Regions from separate parts of the Homo sapiens genome. Here region 1 is linked to region 2. Evidence: read pairs that join two places in POLR2A ChIA-PET (ENCODE). Cell type or tissue: K562. All regions are shown on one strand. Each heading gives the region's core, and the rest is flanking DNA. Links, peaks and the distances in the headings are about the cores only. Region 1 overlaps NIM1K (NIM1 serine/threonine protein kinase). Region 2 has its middle 40 kb from the start of CCL28.

Region 1 (6,935 bases), core at 1,936-6,935, 89 kb after region 2:
CCTGGAAAACAAAATAACAGGCTCAAGTCAGCCAACTGTCAGTTTAAGGCAAGGTTGAAGGAGAGCCTTATCTCCTGCAGTGGAGAGAAAACTACCTGAAATAGGCCCAGTATCTAGTTGTAAGGTTGGAAAATACTAAGTCTTGACAATTTTCCTTTATGAAAGTTTAGGTTTGACAAAAAGAGAATAGGACACTGAGACCTAAGTTAGTAATACAGTGGATGACCCTGAAAATATTGCAAACCTGGATTTTCCTAGTGTGGGGCTGGCAGAAGCAGCTCATGCTCCCTTGCCTGAAGACCCTGCCAAGGCTTCCAGTGAGGCAGCTCTTGACCTCCACATTCTCTTCCAGAACCCTTATTATTCTCCAAACCAAGAACCAGGGTGACTTCTCAGTAGAGCCTGAGTGGAGAAATACAACCTCCGTCTCGGGGAAAATAGTGTAGATACTGAAGGAACTGCAGAACCTGATACATACTGTCAGGAACCAGGGGGAAATGTGTGTGAATGATTTTGAGGGTGTTAAGCCAAAGGTGGAAGTTGAGGGAAGACTATAAGGCGGGATAAGAAAGATTACTATAGGAGCCGGGCACAGGGGCTCATGCCTGTAATTCCAGCACTTTGGGAGGCTGAGGCAGGCAGATCACCTAAGGTCGGGAGTTTGAGACCAGCCTGACCAACATGGAGAAACCCCGTTTCAACTGAAAATACAAAATTAGCCGGGCGTGTGGCACATGCCTGTAATCCCAGCTACTCAGGAGGCTGAGGCAGGAGAATTGCTTGAACCCGGGAGGTTGCAATGGGCCAAGATCATGCCATTGCACTCCAGCCTGGGCAACAAGAGTGAAACTCCGTCTCAAAAAAAAAAAAAAAAAAAAAAGATTACTATAGGAATGTTTACCCATGACTTAGAAGTGAACAACACCTGAATTTGGTCATAATATTCTGTTGGGATGGCTGCTGAGGCTTGGCTATGATTGTGGCACACAGTAAATGAGGTGAAGATGGTGGAACTGCCTTGGTATGGTATTGAAGAAAGAGTTGGAAAGTTCCAGGAGGTGCGAATGTTAGAATGGATTCATTATGTGAGACTGAACAACCGTCTAACTATGTTCCTCAGGAAGACATTGCCTTCACTAAGGCAATGTAAAATGCACTGGTTTGCAAACTGTTCATCCAACAAGGGACTAATATCCAGAATATACAGGGAACTCAACAGCAAAAAATAATAATAATAATAATAATAATAATAATCTCATTAAAAAGTGGGAAAAGGATCTGAAAAGACATTTCTCAAAAGAAGACATACAGATGGCCAAGTAAGTGGAAAAATGTTCAACATCACTAATTATCAGGGAAAGGCAAATCAAAACCACAATGAGATAGCATCCCACCCCCAGTTAGAATGACTAATCAAAAGGACAATAATAAATGCTGGTGAGGATGCAGAGAAAAGGGAATTTTTTGTTTTCTTTTTGTATTTTTCTAGAGAAAAGGGAATTCTTATACACAGTTGGTGGCAATATAAATTAGTACAGCCATCATGGAAGACAGTATAGCAGTTTCTGAAAAAACTAAAAATACAACCACCGTGGGATTCAGCAGTCCACCTACTGGGTATTTATCCAAAGAAAAGGAAATGAGTATATCAAAGCAATACCTGTGCTCTCCCATGTGTGTTGCAGCACTATTCTCAATAGCAGAGATGGGACCAACATAAGTTTCCATCAACGGATGGATAAAGAAAATGTATATAAACACAATGGAATATTCAGCCATAAAAAAGAATAAAATCAGCCAGGCGTGATGGCTCATGCCTGTAATCACAGCACTTTGGGAGGCCAAGGTGGGCAGATCACATGAGGGTAGGAGTTCAAGACCAGCCTGGCCAACATGGTGAAACCCCATCGCTACTAGAAATACAAAAAATTAGCTGGGCGTGGTGGCAGGCGACTGTCATCCCAGCTACCGGGAGGCTGAGGCAGGAGAATCTCTTGAACCCGGGAGGTGGAGGTTGCAGTGAGCTGAGATGGCACCACTGTACTCCACCCTGGGCGACAGAGTGAGACTCTGTCTCAAAAAAAAAAAAAAAAAAAAAAAAAAATGAAATCATGTCATTTGCAGCATCATGGATGGAACTGGAGGTCATTAGGTTAAGTGAAATCAGCCAGGCACAGAAAGACAAATATCACATGTTCTTGTATATAAAGCTAAAAAGTTGATCTCATGGAGGTAGAAAGTAGAATGGTGCTTAATAAGCTGAGAAGGATGGTAGGGGTGGAGGATGAAGACAGGTTGGTTAATGGGTACAAACATACAGTTAGAAGGAATAAGTTATACTATTTGATAGCAGAGCAGGGTGACTACAGTTAATAATAATTTATCATATATTTCAAAATAGCTGGAAAAGTTGAAGTCTTCCTAACACCAAAAAATGATAAATGTTTGAGGTGATGGGGTATCCTAAATACCCTGATTTGATCATTACACCTTGTATACATGTATCAAAATATCACATGTACCCCATAAATATGTACAATTCTGTATGAATAGAAAATAATTTTTTTAAAAAAAGAATGCACTGGTGAGGGCTGCAGCAGCACGTAAGAAAAGCTCAGTGGTGGCTGCCCATTGCAGGCAGGGGTTGATGGTAGGAAATGCTGCCATGGAATTGAGCATGATATCATCAGTGGGGATGATGAGACTAGAATGGTAGAGGTCATGTATTATTACTTAAATGTCAGAGGCCAGGTGGACACAATATAATAAACAGTAAGGCTGGAGTGGAAATCAATCAGGCTGCCTTGATCTGCAGGGCTTTGTGACAATGGCTAATAAATCATGGAATTTTGGGAGACAGCTGACTACTATGTTACTTGACTTGTATGACCAAAATAAAGAAAAAACAAGGAAAACTGGTGAGCATAAAGCTAAGGTAGCCTGTCACAATGGGAAAATCACGGTCTCTTCATCAGCTTCCAGAGCTAAGTCAATTTACAGATCCAGTGCACAATGAAAAGGAGGACTGGTCTTGAGGAAAGGCCTTGCTTTCACAAGTATATATGATGTACATACCCAGAATTTTTCAGAACCGGATACCATTATGGCTTTGTACGTAGATGAGGGGTTATGGAAACCATATGATAAAGGGAGTCCTGGCCAAAGTCTATCACATAATGGTTCCCACCTTGGAATTATTCTCCCAACCTCTAAGTACATATTTGGGATCAATATACTTAGACCTCTGTGGAGGTCTTAGACCTGTGAAGTAACAACCATTATGGGAGAAAGAGGAAACCTCTTTCTGGCCATGTTAATAAATCATGAGCAATCCACATGAGGAATGGCAGACATCAGTGTCACCATCAAAAAATTTTGGGATGCAAGTGTAATGGGCTCCATCATAATCTCATTTAAGTTACCATTACACTTCTGAAAAAGAGCAGATGGATAATGGAGAATGATGGTGGACTACTGCTAGTCTCAGTTGTAGCTGCCATATTGGATGTGGTATCTTTACTGGCAGCCTCTGGCATTTGATATGCAGCTATTGATTTGGCAAATTCATTCTTCTAAATTTCCATCAGAAAGGAGGATCAAAAGCAGTTCACATTTCTCTGGGATGGAGAGCGATTCTCATTTACTCTATTGCCCCAAAACAATCTTAAATCTCCTTCTCTATATCACAATATAATCCAAAAGGACCTTGATCATCTTGACATTCTACAGGACATCATGCTGGCCCACTATATTGTGAGAGCATGCTAGGGGGATTGGCTATCAGGAAGTGGCAAGTATTACCAATGCCCTAGTAAGGCTTACATGTGCCAGGGTGTGGATTATAGACTCTATGAAGAATCTGGGGCATGCCACATTGATGAAGAGTTTAGAAGACCAATGAGTTGAGGCATGCCTAGATATTTCTTCTATAGTAAAGAACAATTTCTTGCACCTCCCACCTCTTAACACTAAGATAGAGGCATAGGATTTAGTAGGTCCCTCTGGACTTTGGAAGCACATATATTGTATCTGGTGTATTCCTCCCACCCATTTAACACGGCTGCCAGTTTCAAGTGGATCCCATAAAAGAAAGATTGCAGCAATTTTGGCTTCTGAGCAAACTGCTACTCAGGCTGTGTAGTGTGGGGCCTCTGGAAAGCCCCAATAAGAGATAACAGCACAGCTCTGTGGGATCCTGTAGTAACGCCATGCTTCCTGCGACAGAACTACTCAGACTCCCGATGTGCTACTGGGCCCCAGTGGAGGCTGAGAACCTGATTATGAGATACTGAGGACTAGGCAAACAGAGCTGTTAACGTATGAGCTGGGCATTATCAGATCCATGGAGTCATGAATTCAGATGGGCCCAGGAGTGATTCATCCTTATTGGAATTGATATCTCAGGGTATGGGTTTGCCTTTTCTGCCTGCAATGTGTCTTTCCATACAAGCACACTAAGACATAGAGAATAACTGACTCACTGTCATGATATCTCAAACATTGCCTCAAGGACCACTTTTTTGATAAAGGAGGTGGTGCAATGGGCACATGACAACGGGATCCCCTCATCTTACCATATACCTCAACATCAGAAGCAGCCAACATGAGTAGAACAATGGAATGACTCAGCTAAGACACCAGAGATGAGACAGCAGCCTGCAGGGTTGGGGTGCTGTCCTCCAGGATTCAGTAACATGCTTTAATAATGACTGATACATGTCCCTATCATTAAAACACAGGTCTGGAAACCACTAGGTGGAAGTAGATTGACTCCTGTCACCATCACGCAATTGGTGACTCACTTGATTAATTTCTATTCTTTTTTTTTCTACAATCTAGGCTAGATTAAAAGGTTTGGTTCCCAGGGGATCAGGGATGCTTTCATCAGGGGACTTGATAAGGGCTCCAGTGAATTGGAATCTACAAGTGTCACATGGTCACTTTGGGCTCCCCATGCCAGTGGACAAGCAGGCAAAGAAAGGAGGTATCGTACTGGTGGTGTACCTCTTCCCTCCTGCTCCAAGACTTCTCTGACATGAAGGCAAGGGAAGCTTAGGGAACCCACTTGGCATTCACACAGCCCAATCTGGGAGTGCAGGGCAGATGACACAAAGGGCCACCCTTGATCAGCGGTGAGCAAGAGCTTATGGTTAAATGCTTTCCCCTTTCATACCCAGGGCAGACACCTGAGATGTGTTTCATCAGGCTCCTCTGAGGATCCTGCAAAACCAAGCACCAGAAACTGTAGCACTAGCTAACTTGCTAATGTGTCTGTGTATTAGCTTTCCCTGTTTCCTCTGTCCTTCACTCCTGTGCTCTGGGATCAGTTCCCAAATAAACTACTTTATATGGAAGCCTTTGTCTTAGGCTCTGTTTTGGGGGGAACTGAGTCTGAAACCCCTAGCTGCCTGGAATGCTCTGGCATTTTGTAAAAGTCACTCCTGCTTCTCATTCAGATCTTAAACTTATATGTACTCAAAGTGGCCTTCCTTAATGACTAATCCAAAGTAGCAAGCCTCTGATATCAGATCACCCTTTTTGAATCCTCTGCATAGCATCTATCACTGATCTTTCTCTTTTTTAAAAAATGTAGTTGTTAGTACCTTTGTCCTGGGCTAGAACGTCCTGCACATGAGAGGAGGGACCTTGCCTATTTATTTCTTGCTGTTTCCCTAGCACCTTAAATAGTGCCTGACACACAGGAGGCACTGGATAAATATTTCTTGATTAAATGAATGAATGCTGAAATTTGATAATAAAACAAGATCCCAAATCAAGCCAGAATCTGAGCTAATAGACTTTTTGGAGAAAAAAAATGCATATCTCAAATTTAAGTTTATTTAAAAATTACAAAAATGTCTCCACTCAAGTTGTCCTTGAAAAAAATTTAGAAGCAGCAACAATCATCTTGGTTAGTTACAAGCAGTCTAGTGCAATTTATAAAATCGAGCAAAATTTGGATGTGTGTCTTATCCCTCTGTAGACACGGGACCCTTTTTTGAGGTCTCTTTCTTTAGGGTCTGGTAGCATCATGACTGGGACACTTTCCAAAGCCTTCTTCCTTTGGACTCTATGTAAAATAATTCTATAGACCCCTGTGATTGAGCTGCGAGCATCTCTCCCTTGGTTATTTCGAATATGCTCTTCTGTAATGCCCAAATGTTCTAAAGTGCTTTTGACCTCATTTTCTTCTTCCTTGAGAGTGCTGGTTTCCGACAAATGTTTGGGATCCAGTTGGAAAGGTTCCAAAGGTGTAGGGTATGGCACCCCTTGCATCCATTCATCATTCATGATGCAGTCGATTCCGTACCTCTCCGTGGGGATCTGCTGAAGGACTCCTCGGATGAGTCGGTGGCAGGGCTCTGACACGTGCGGCGGTACACTGTATGTGCCCTCGAGGATGCTCTTTTTTAGTTTGGCCACGGTTTCTGCCCGAAATGGCATGGTGCCAGTCACCATGAAGTACAAAAGCACCCCCAAGGCCCAGATATCCACGTAAATGCCGATGTAGTGCTCGTCCCGGAAGAGTTCAGGCGCAGCGTAGGGAGGAGACCCACAGAAAGTGTTCAGCATTTCACCTTTTTTGCTTACTGTGCTGAATCCAAAATCGCCCACCTTCACACAAGTATTACTGGTATAGAATACATTTTCTGCTTTCAGATCTCTATGAATAATTTGGTTTTCATGCTGTGGAAGAAGACATAGAGAAAAGTCATTTTTACAGTAAAATGTCAAAATAAAAAATGTATCAGTTGCTCTGAAACAGTGAGATAATGATGGTGGAATAACAAATTCAGTGAGGATCACCTTAAGTCATGATAGCAAACCCTGTCATAACCTTTAGCCCAATGTAATGCCTACACCTCCCCAAATAGACCAAAGTTCCTATTCTATGTGGTAAGGGTTGGAGTCTGTTCCACACATGTGGACTCAGA
Region 2 (8,150 bases), core at 3,151-8,150:
GATGTTGATAATTCTAACTCTGCACTATAGTAATAATTGTCTTTCCTGTTTTGCTTAGGGCAGGGTTTCACAATCCTGGCACTACTGACATCTTGGGCTGATAATTCTTTGTTGTGGGGGGCTCTCCCATGTACTCTAGGTGGGTTAGTAGTATCTCTGGCCTCTACCCACCAGATGACATCCAAAAATGTCTGAAGATATTGCCAAATGTCCCCTGGGGAGGGGTATAAAAATCTCCTCTAACCCCAGTTGAAAACAACTGGTCTAGAATCTAAGGTAGATTTCAAAATTGAAAACCAATGTAGTCGGAAAAATTCTGAGATGACCCCTAAATTTTCTGCCCTGGTATAGACATACCTCCCAAGCACCAATCTAGGTGCTGCAGTGAAGTTATTTTGCAAATGTAATTAAGGTCACAAATCAGTTGACCTTAAGATAGGGAAATTATCCATGTGATAGTGACTTAATCATAGGAGCCCTTTCAATTTTTTGAGACAGAGTTTCGCTCTTGTTGCCCAGGCTGGAGTGCAATGGCACAATCTCAGCTCACCACAACCTCTGCTTCCCAGGCTCAAGCGATTCTCCTGCCTCAGCCTCCCGAGTAGTTGGCATTACAGGCACACACCACCACACCCGGCTAATTTTTTATATTTTTGGTAGAGACGGGGTCCGCCCGCCTCAGCCTCCCGAGTAGTTGGCATTACAGGCACACACCACCACACCCGGCTAATTTTTTATATTTTTGATAGAGACGGGGTCCGCCCGCCTCAGCCTCCCAAAGTGCTGGGATTACAGGCATGAGCCACCATCCCCGGCCCCAAGTTCTTTATATAGCCTACTATTCTTGCCTTTATCAGTCACTTGAAATCTTGAGATGACCACTTGTGCATATGAAGCTCTTTATAGTTCTAAGATTTTTAAGTAACAGCATTCACGTCAACTGCATTGCTGGGGAGGGCTGTGCCCTTCAAAATGAGTTCAAAATGTCTGCCTCCAGATCCCTAAAAGTGGGCAATGACTTTTCTATCAGTTGGCAATGGCTTTTTTTTTTTTTTTTTTTTTTTTTTTAGCTTTCTGTCTGTTTCTGATGGGTGCTTCTGTTTCTGGCTACCCTGGATTGGTAGATGAGTTTTTACTCCTTTTTTTTTTTTTTTTTTTTTTTTTTGAGACAGAGTCTCGCTCTGTCCCCCAGGCTGGAGTGCAGTGGCATTTTTACTCCTTTTAATAGGAAGACTATTGGTTGGGCGCAGTGGCTCACGCCTGTAATCCCAGCACTTTGGGAGACCGTGGTGGGTGGATCACGAGGTCAGGAGTTTGAGACCAGCCTGGACAACATGGTGAAACACCTTCTGTACTAAAAATACAAAAAATTAGCTGAGCATGGTGGCAGGCACCTGTAATCCCAGCTACTCGGGAGGCTGAGGCAGGAGAATTGCTTGAACCTGGGAGGTGGAGGTTGCAGTGAGCTGAGACCGCAGTATTGCACTCCAGCCTGGGCAATAGAGTGAAAGTCCATCTCAAAAAAAAGAAAAGAAAAAGATCTTTCATTTTGTAGAAAATGGATTTTCTGGGTAATGCCATTAAACTTCACTATTTCAATCTAAATTGGGATGGCTAGCAGACAATCTAAAATGCTTCACTCATTCTTTGAAGCTTAACTAGAGAATGAGAGGAGGACAAAGATGACCTAAATGTAGTATTAGTACGCATCCCTGTGAGATCTGAATTTTTTTTTTTTTTTTTTTTGAGACAGAGTCTCACTCTGTCGCCCAAGCTGGATTGCAGTGGCTCGATCTCGGCTCACTGCAACCTTCACCTCCTAGGTTCAAGCGATTCTCCTGCCTCAGCTTCCTGAGTAGCTGGGATTACAGGCGTGCACCATCACACTCAGCTAATTTTTGTATTTTTAGTAGAGATGGGGTTTCACCATGTTGGTCAGGCTGGTCTTGAACTTCTGACCTCGTGATCCGCCCGCCTTGGCCTCCCAAAGTGCTGGGATTACAGGCGTGAGCCACTGCACCCAGCCTTGAATTTTTATACTATCACAGAATAAATAGAACTATGGTATATGTTTCACAATTACATAGCTAATTCGATGTTCTTTTGACAATTCTAGCACACTGTTTTTACAATGATAAAATCATTGTTTCCCTCTGGTAAATGTGGGTGACTCCAAGCTCATTCCATCCTAATGCCATGCTTATGCTCTTCCTCACTATTCCTGACAGATAACTGATTAACTGGCATATTGCAGCCTCTATACTTGCCATTCTACCTCCATATAAACTTATCAAAACAGTACAGCATCTCCTTTCTTCATCCAGTGTTTAGCACATGGTAGGCACTCAGTAAATATTTATTGATAAATATATGTAGGCAAGTGACATCTTATTTGCTCAATTACAATGAAAACAAAACACCACAGAGCAGTCATGCACTCTTGAGATGACCAACTTCTACTGAAAAATGAGAAGGCTACTGAGGGTTAAATTCTGCCAAGACCTGGCCTAGGAAACTATGTTAAATTAAGCCAGTGTGACTGGGCTCCAGTGTTTCCAAGCTTTTCCTAATATCAGACTTTTCATGCCCTCAGCCTGTCTATAAGATAGACATATCTCTATTTCTGCTCATTTTTCTTCCAGGCCATAATTATATGCATCAGTGTGTTAAAAAACCTTCTTTGCACAGTAGGTAGGACAGGAGAAACGGCTTCTGGAAGACCAACTTTGCTAAACGCAGGCCACAGTGAAGACAAATGGCACAATCTGTGAGAAAAGTCAGTTTTGGAAAGAATGTGGGAACATAGTGGCCTTGGAGATTATAAAAGATGAAGAAAGGAGATGATGCCCTGTTGATTCTTTACTTGGAGAGTTACCCTGGACCAATCAGAAGGGCTAAAATTTAAAAGATAAAAATATCAAGTGTTAGTCCGGGTGTGGTGGCTCACACCTGTTATCTCAGCACTCTGGGAGGCCGAGGCAGGTGGATCATCTGAGGTTGGGAGTTCAAGACCAGCCTGACTAACATGGAGAAACCCCGTCTCTACTAAAAATACAAAATTAGCCGGGCGTGGTGGCACATGCCTGTAATCCCAGCTACTCGGGAGGCTGAGGCAGGAGAATCACTTGAACCAGGGAGGCGGAGGTTGCAGTGAGCCGAGATCACGCCACTGCACTCCAGCCTGGGCAAAAGAGTGAGACGTCATCTCACACACACACACACAAAAATCAAGCGTTAGTAAGGATGTGGAGCAACTGGAACTTTTATGTGTGTGAGAGGAGGTGCAAATTAATAAAATCATTTTGGAGAACTGTCTTCACTATCTAGTCATATACCTATGCTATGACCCAGAAATTCCACATGTGGGTATTAATAATATCTAGTTAAGTGAATATGTTCGCCAAAACACACGTATAAGAATGTTCAGGCTGGGCATGGTAGCTCACGCCTGTAATCTCAGCACTTTGGGAGGCCGAGGTGGGTGGATCACCTGAGGTCAGGAGTTTAAGACCAGCCTAGCCAACATGGCGAAACCCCATCTTTGCTAAAAATACAAAAATTAGCCGGGCGTGGTGGTGAGTGCAACTGTAATCCCAGGTTCTCGGGAGGCTGAGGCAGGAGAATCACTTGTACCTGGGAGGCAGAGTTTGCAGTGAGGAAAGATCATACCACTGCACTCCAGCCTGGGCAACAAAGCAAGACTCTGTCTCAAAAAATAAAATAAAGTCAGATAACAGCTCTAAAAAAAAAAAAAAAGAATGTTCATAGCAGCCCCCAAACTGGAAACTACCTAAGTGTCCATCAACAGTAGAATGGATAAATTCAAAATATTATATGCATATAGTGAATATAACATTTGGCTGGGCATGGTGGCTCGCCCTTGTAATCCTAGCATTTTGGGAGCCCAAGGTGGGTGAATCAGTTGAGGTCAGGAGTTTGAGACCAGCCTGACCAACATGGAGAAACCCCATCTCTACTAAAAATACAAAAATTAGCTGGGCATGGTGGCACACACCTGTAATCCCAACTAATCAGGAGGCTGAAGCAGAAGAATCCCTTGAACCTGGGAGGCGGAGGTTGCAGTGAGCTGAGATTGCCCCACTGCACTCCAGCCTGGGTGTCAAAGCAAGATTCTGTCTCAAGCAAACAAACAAACAAAACAAAAAGAATATAATTGTGTTAATGAGAAAGGATGTCTAAAGGACACGAGTCCTCTTCAACGACTCATGAAATAATACAGATGTATCTCACAAGCATAATGCTGATAGAACAAGACCAGATACAAATGAGCCAGTATTAGTTATTGCTACAGTTAGCTATGTTTGCCCCCCAAAACTCATATTGAAATTAGATCCCCAATATTGGAGGAGGAGCCCAATGGGAGGTGTTTGGGTCATTAGGGCAGATCCTTCATGAATGGCTTGGTGCCATCCTTGTGGTACTGAATAAGTTCCCATGCTGTTACTAATCTGGAAAGCAGGTTGTTAAAAAAAGAGCCTGGCACCTCCCCCACTCTCTTGCTTCCTCTCTTACCATGTGATCCACACTGGCTCCCCTTTGCCCTCCACCATTAGTGGAAGCAGCCTGAAATCCTCAAAAGCAGCAGATGCTTGTGCTCTTGTACAGCCTGCAAAATGGTGAGCCAACTAAACCTCTTTTCTTTATAAATTACTCAGCCTCAGCTATTCCTTTATAACATAAACAGACTGAGATAGTTATCCATTAATGTATAATAAGTTACCCCAAAACTTAGCGACTTAAAACAACACATATTTATTATCTCATAGTGTCTGTGGATAAGGAATTTGGGAGTGGCTCAGCTGGATGGTTTTGGCTCAGGCTCTCTCATGAAGTTGCAGTTAGAATGTCTGCAGGGGCAGCAGGCATCTGAAGGCTTGACTGGGGCTGAAGGATTCCCCTCTCAGATGGCTCACTCACATGTTGTTAGAAGGAGGCCTCATGTGGGTCTCTCCATGAGCTGTCTGAGTATTCTCACAACATAGCATCTGAATCCCTCAGAGAAAGTGATCCAAGAGACAGCAAAAGGAGAAAGCCTCAGAATTTTTATGACCTAGCATTAGAAGTGACTTATCCTGTCTCTGTAGGTTATACAGACCAAATCTGATACCATGTGGGTGGGGACTACACAATGGCATGAACACCAGAAGTCGAGGATCACTGGGGACAATTTTGGAGGCTGGAATCATCCATTCCACACGTTTCTATAAATATAAAGTACAAAAACCGGTGAAACTAAGCTATGCTGTTGGTTAAGATAATGGTTACTCTGGGGAGAAGGTAGTGACTAGAAGGAGGGAAGAGATGGGCATTTGGGGATGCTAGTAATGTTCTGTTGCTTGATATAGGTGTAGTTATACAACTAAATTAATCAGGCTGTAACTTATATGTTCCTCCATATATATTAAACTTTGACAACTTAAGCAGATTAAGAAAAAAGAAGAAGGAGAAAAGAAAGAGAGAAAGAAGCCAGGCATGGCGGCTCACTCCTGTAATCCCAGCACTTTGGGAGGCCAAAGGGGGTGGATCACTTGAGGTCAGGAGTTTGAGACCAGCCTGGCCAATGTGGTGAAACCCCATCTCTACTAAAAATACAAAAATTAGCTGGTCATGGTGGTGGGTGCCTGTAATCCCAGCTACTCAGAAGGCTGAGGCAAGGGAATAGCTTGAACCCAGGAGTCAGAGGTTGCAGTGAGCCGAGGTCACGCCACTGCACTCCACCATGCACAACAAAGCAAGACTCTGTCTCAAAAAAAAAAAAAAAGAGAGAGAAAGAGAGATAAAGGAAGAAAAAGAACTCTGGAATACATCCAGAGGACATGGGATTCATATTCTGTGAATGGAAAATCAGACCTTCTCAAGAAGGTGCTTAGCCCAGTGGCCCAGTGACCCAGTGACCCAGTGCAACATAACTCAGAAGGAGAAGGGAGATCCTGATCCATTTGAGTGATCTAGGACACAATACATTGGCAGCTGTCTTATTATTAACCCAGGTGCCATAAATTCCTGAGTATGTAAACAGGTAAAGATATTAGAAGAAGCAGGAGTAATAAAATTTAGATGTCTGCAATATTGCTCCATTCCTGGGTGTATCATGCCAACCACCAAGAGACAACAGATTGTCTGTGCATTGATATGCGTAGTCATGACCTCATAAGACTGTTGAGAGATTAAGCGATATGATGTGTGAGAAAGTAGGAGCATAGCATGGAGGAGGCACTGAACACATGTTTATGTATTCGTTAACTGGTATTTGAATTATATATTGCCGTCTAACTCACCATCTTAAAATTTAGTGCTTTAAAACAACAGTAATTTATTATTTCTCAAAATTTTCTGGGTTAGCTGGGGCTCAGTTGGACAGTTCTTATACTGGTCTCACTTGAAGTCTTTTATGTGGGTACAGTCAGATGGTTGGGACTGGAAAGTCCAAGATGGCTGCACTCCCATATCTAGCACTTTGTGGGGATGACAGGAAAGTTGAGCCCCACAGGGTGCTGGGATCACAGGATCTAGTCTTTCTCCATATCTCAGAGTCTTTTCCTCTCCATGTGGTCTCTTCCCATACTATCTCTAGTAGAGTAGCCAAACTTTTTTCATGGTGACTCAGGGTTCCCAAAAGTACAAACATGGAAGCTGCCAGGTCTTGTGCCACATTCAGTTAATTAAAACAAGTTGGCAGATTCCATTTGGGAAGGGACTGTATACCAGGAGGTAAGATTCATTGGAGGTCATCTTTGGAGTCTAGCTGCCACATGTGGACACTTAAAATATATATCAAGGCCAGGCACAGTGGTGGGCCTGTAATCCCAGCAGGAGGATGTTGGGAAGCCAAGGTGGGTGGATCACTTGAGGTCAGGAGTTCGAGACCAGCCTGGCCAACATGGTGAAACCCCGTCTACTGAAAATACAAAAATTAGCCAGGGTGTGGTGGCACACACCTGTAATCCCAGCTACTTGGGAGGCTGAGGTAGGAGAATCGCTTTAACCTGGGAGGCGGAGGTTGCAGTGAGCCAAGATCCCACCACTGCACTCCCACCTGGGCAGCAGAGAGAGAATCCATCTCAAAAACAGAAAAGAAAAGAAATAAAATTTAAAAAATAAAATAACATACATATCAGGAAACATCAATTTTGTTTATTTCAAGAATGTACTTTCTCAATTTGTTTCTACTTTTTGTCTCAATTTTTTAAGATCAGCTTTAGGTATACTAGAAATTAACCAACTAATGAGCCTGGTGGGGAATCTTCTAAAATGGTTCCCAATCATCCCTGCCTTCTAGTGTTCAGGCCCTTAAGCAATCCCCTTCCCTTGAGTGTGGGCTGAACCTAGTGATTTGCTTCTAACAAATAAAATACAGCAAAAGTGAGAGGATGTCAGTTTTTTAATGAATTATAAAAGATTGTGACTTTGTCTTACTGGTTCTCTCTCTCTCTCTCTCTCTCTCTCTCTCTCTCTCTCTCTCTCTCTCTTTCTCTCTTTCTCTCTCCCCCTGCCCCCCACCCCACCTCTCAAAGACACTCTCCTGTCTTCTTGGCTTACTTGCTGTATGAGTTTGCTAGGGTTGCCATAACAAAGTACCACAAACTAGGTGGCTTAACAACAGAAATTTATTGTCTCACGGTTTCAGAGTCTAGAAGTCTGAAGGTATCAACCGGGTTGGTTCCTTCTAAGGGCTGTGAAGGAGGGTTCTGTCCCACACCTCTCTCCTTGGCTTGTGGATGGCTGATGGCCAGCTTCTCCCAGTGTCCCTTCACATCATCTTCTTTCAACATGTGTCCATTTCTGTGTCCAAAATTCCCCTTTATATGAAGACCTCAGTCATACTGGATTAGGGCCCACCCTAATGACCTTATTTTAGCATAGCTAATTAAATCTGTAACAACTCTATTTCCAAATAAAGTCATACCCTGAGGTAGTAGGGGTTAGGACTTTAACAATTCAACCCATAACAGGGAAGATGAGTGCTATGGGAATGGGAAAGGAAATGTTGTTTTCTTTAAAGTACATGACTCAGAGGTTGCATATAGCACCTCCCCTCATATTCCATTGGCCAGCAGTTAGCCGCATGGCCACATGACCATCCAACCTCAAGAGAAAAAGGAAATATAGTTCTTAGCTGGTGGCCACCT

The links. ChIA-PET counts read pairs that join two places held together with the same protein. Peaks named below come from ENCODE experiments on the same cell type or tissue, not always from the same donor. Only the 100,000 strongest peaks of a DNase experiment are listed, where the experiment ranks them.
Region 1: POLR2A ChIA-PET joins it to region 2 with 5 read pairs; 2 of 35 experiments call an interaction of 5 or more read pairs at or near these places.

Annotation. Positions count from the first base shown.
Region 1 is chr5:43,279,732-43,286,666 of GRCh38, reverse strand. It overlaps NIM1K (NIM1 serine/threonine protein kinase), which reads right to left. Exons shown (of 4, transcript NM_153361.4): 4 at 5,817-6,687. The coding sequence ends at 5,938. Among named protein-coding and RNA genes, the nearest start is that of HMGCS1, 30 kb to the left of the region's middle. In K562, for the core only: no CTCF peak of the experiment used is centred there; DNase peaks (open chromatin) are centred at 4,216 and 4,649.
Region 2 is chr5:43,368,377-43,376,526 of GRCh38, reverse strand. It overlaps a transcript of CCL28 not described here. Among named protein-coding and RNA genes, the nearest start is that of CCL28, 40 kb to the left of the region's middle. In K562, for the core only: no CTCF peak of the experiment used is centred there; a DNase peak (open chromatin) is centred at 8,076.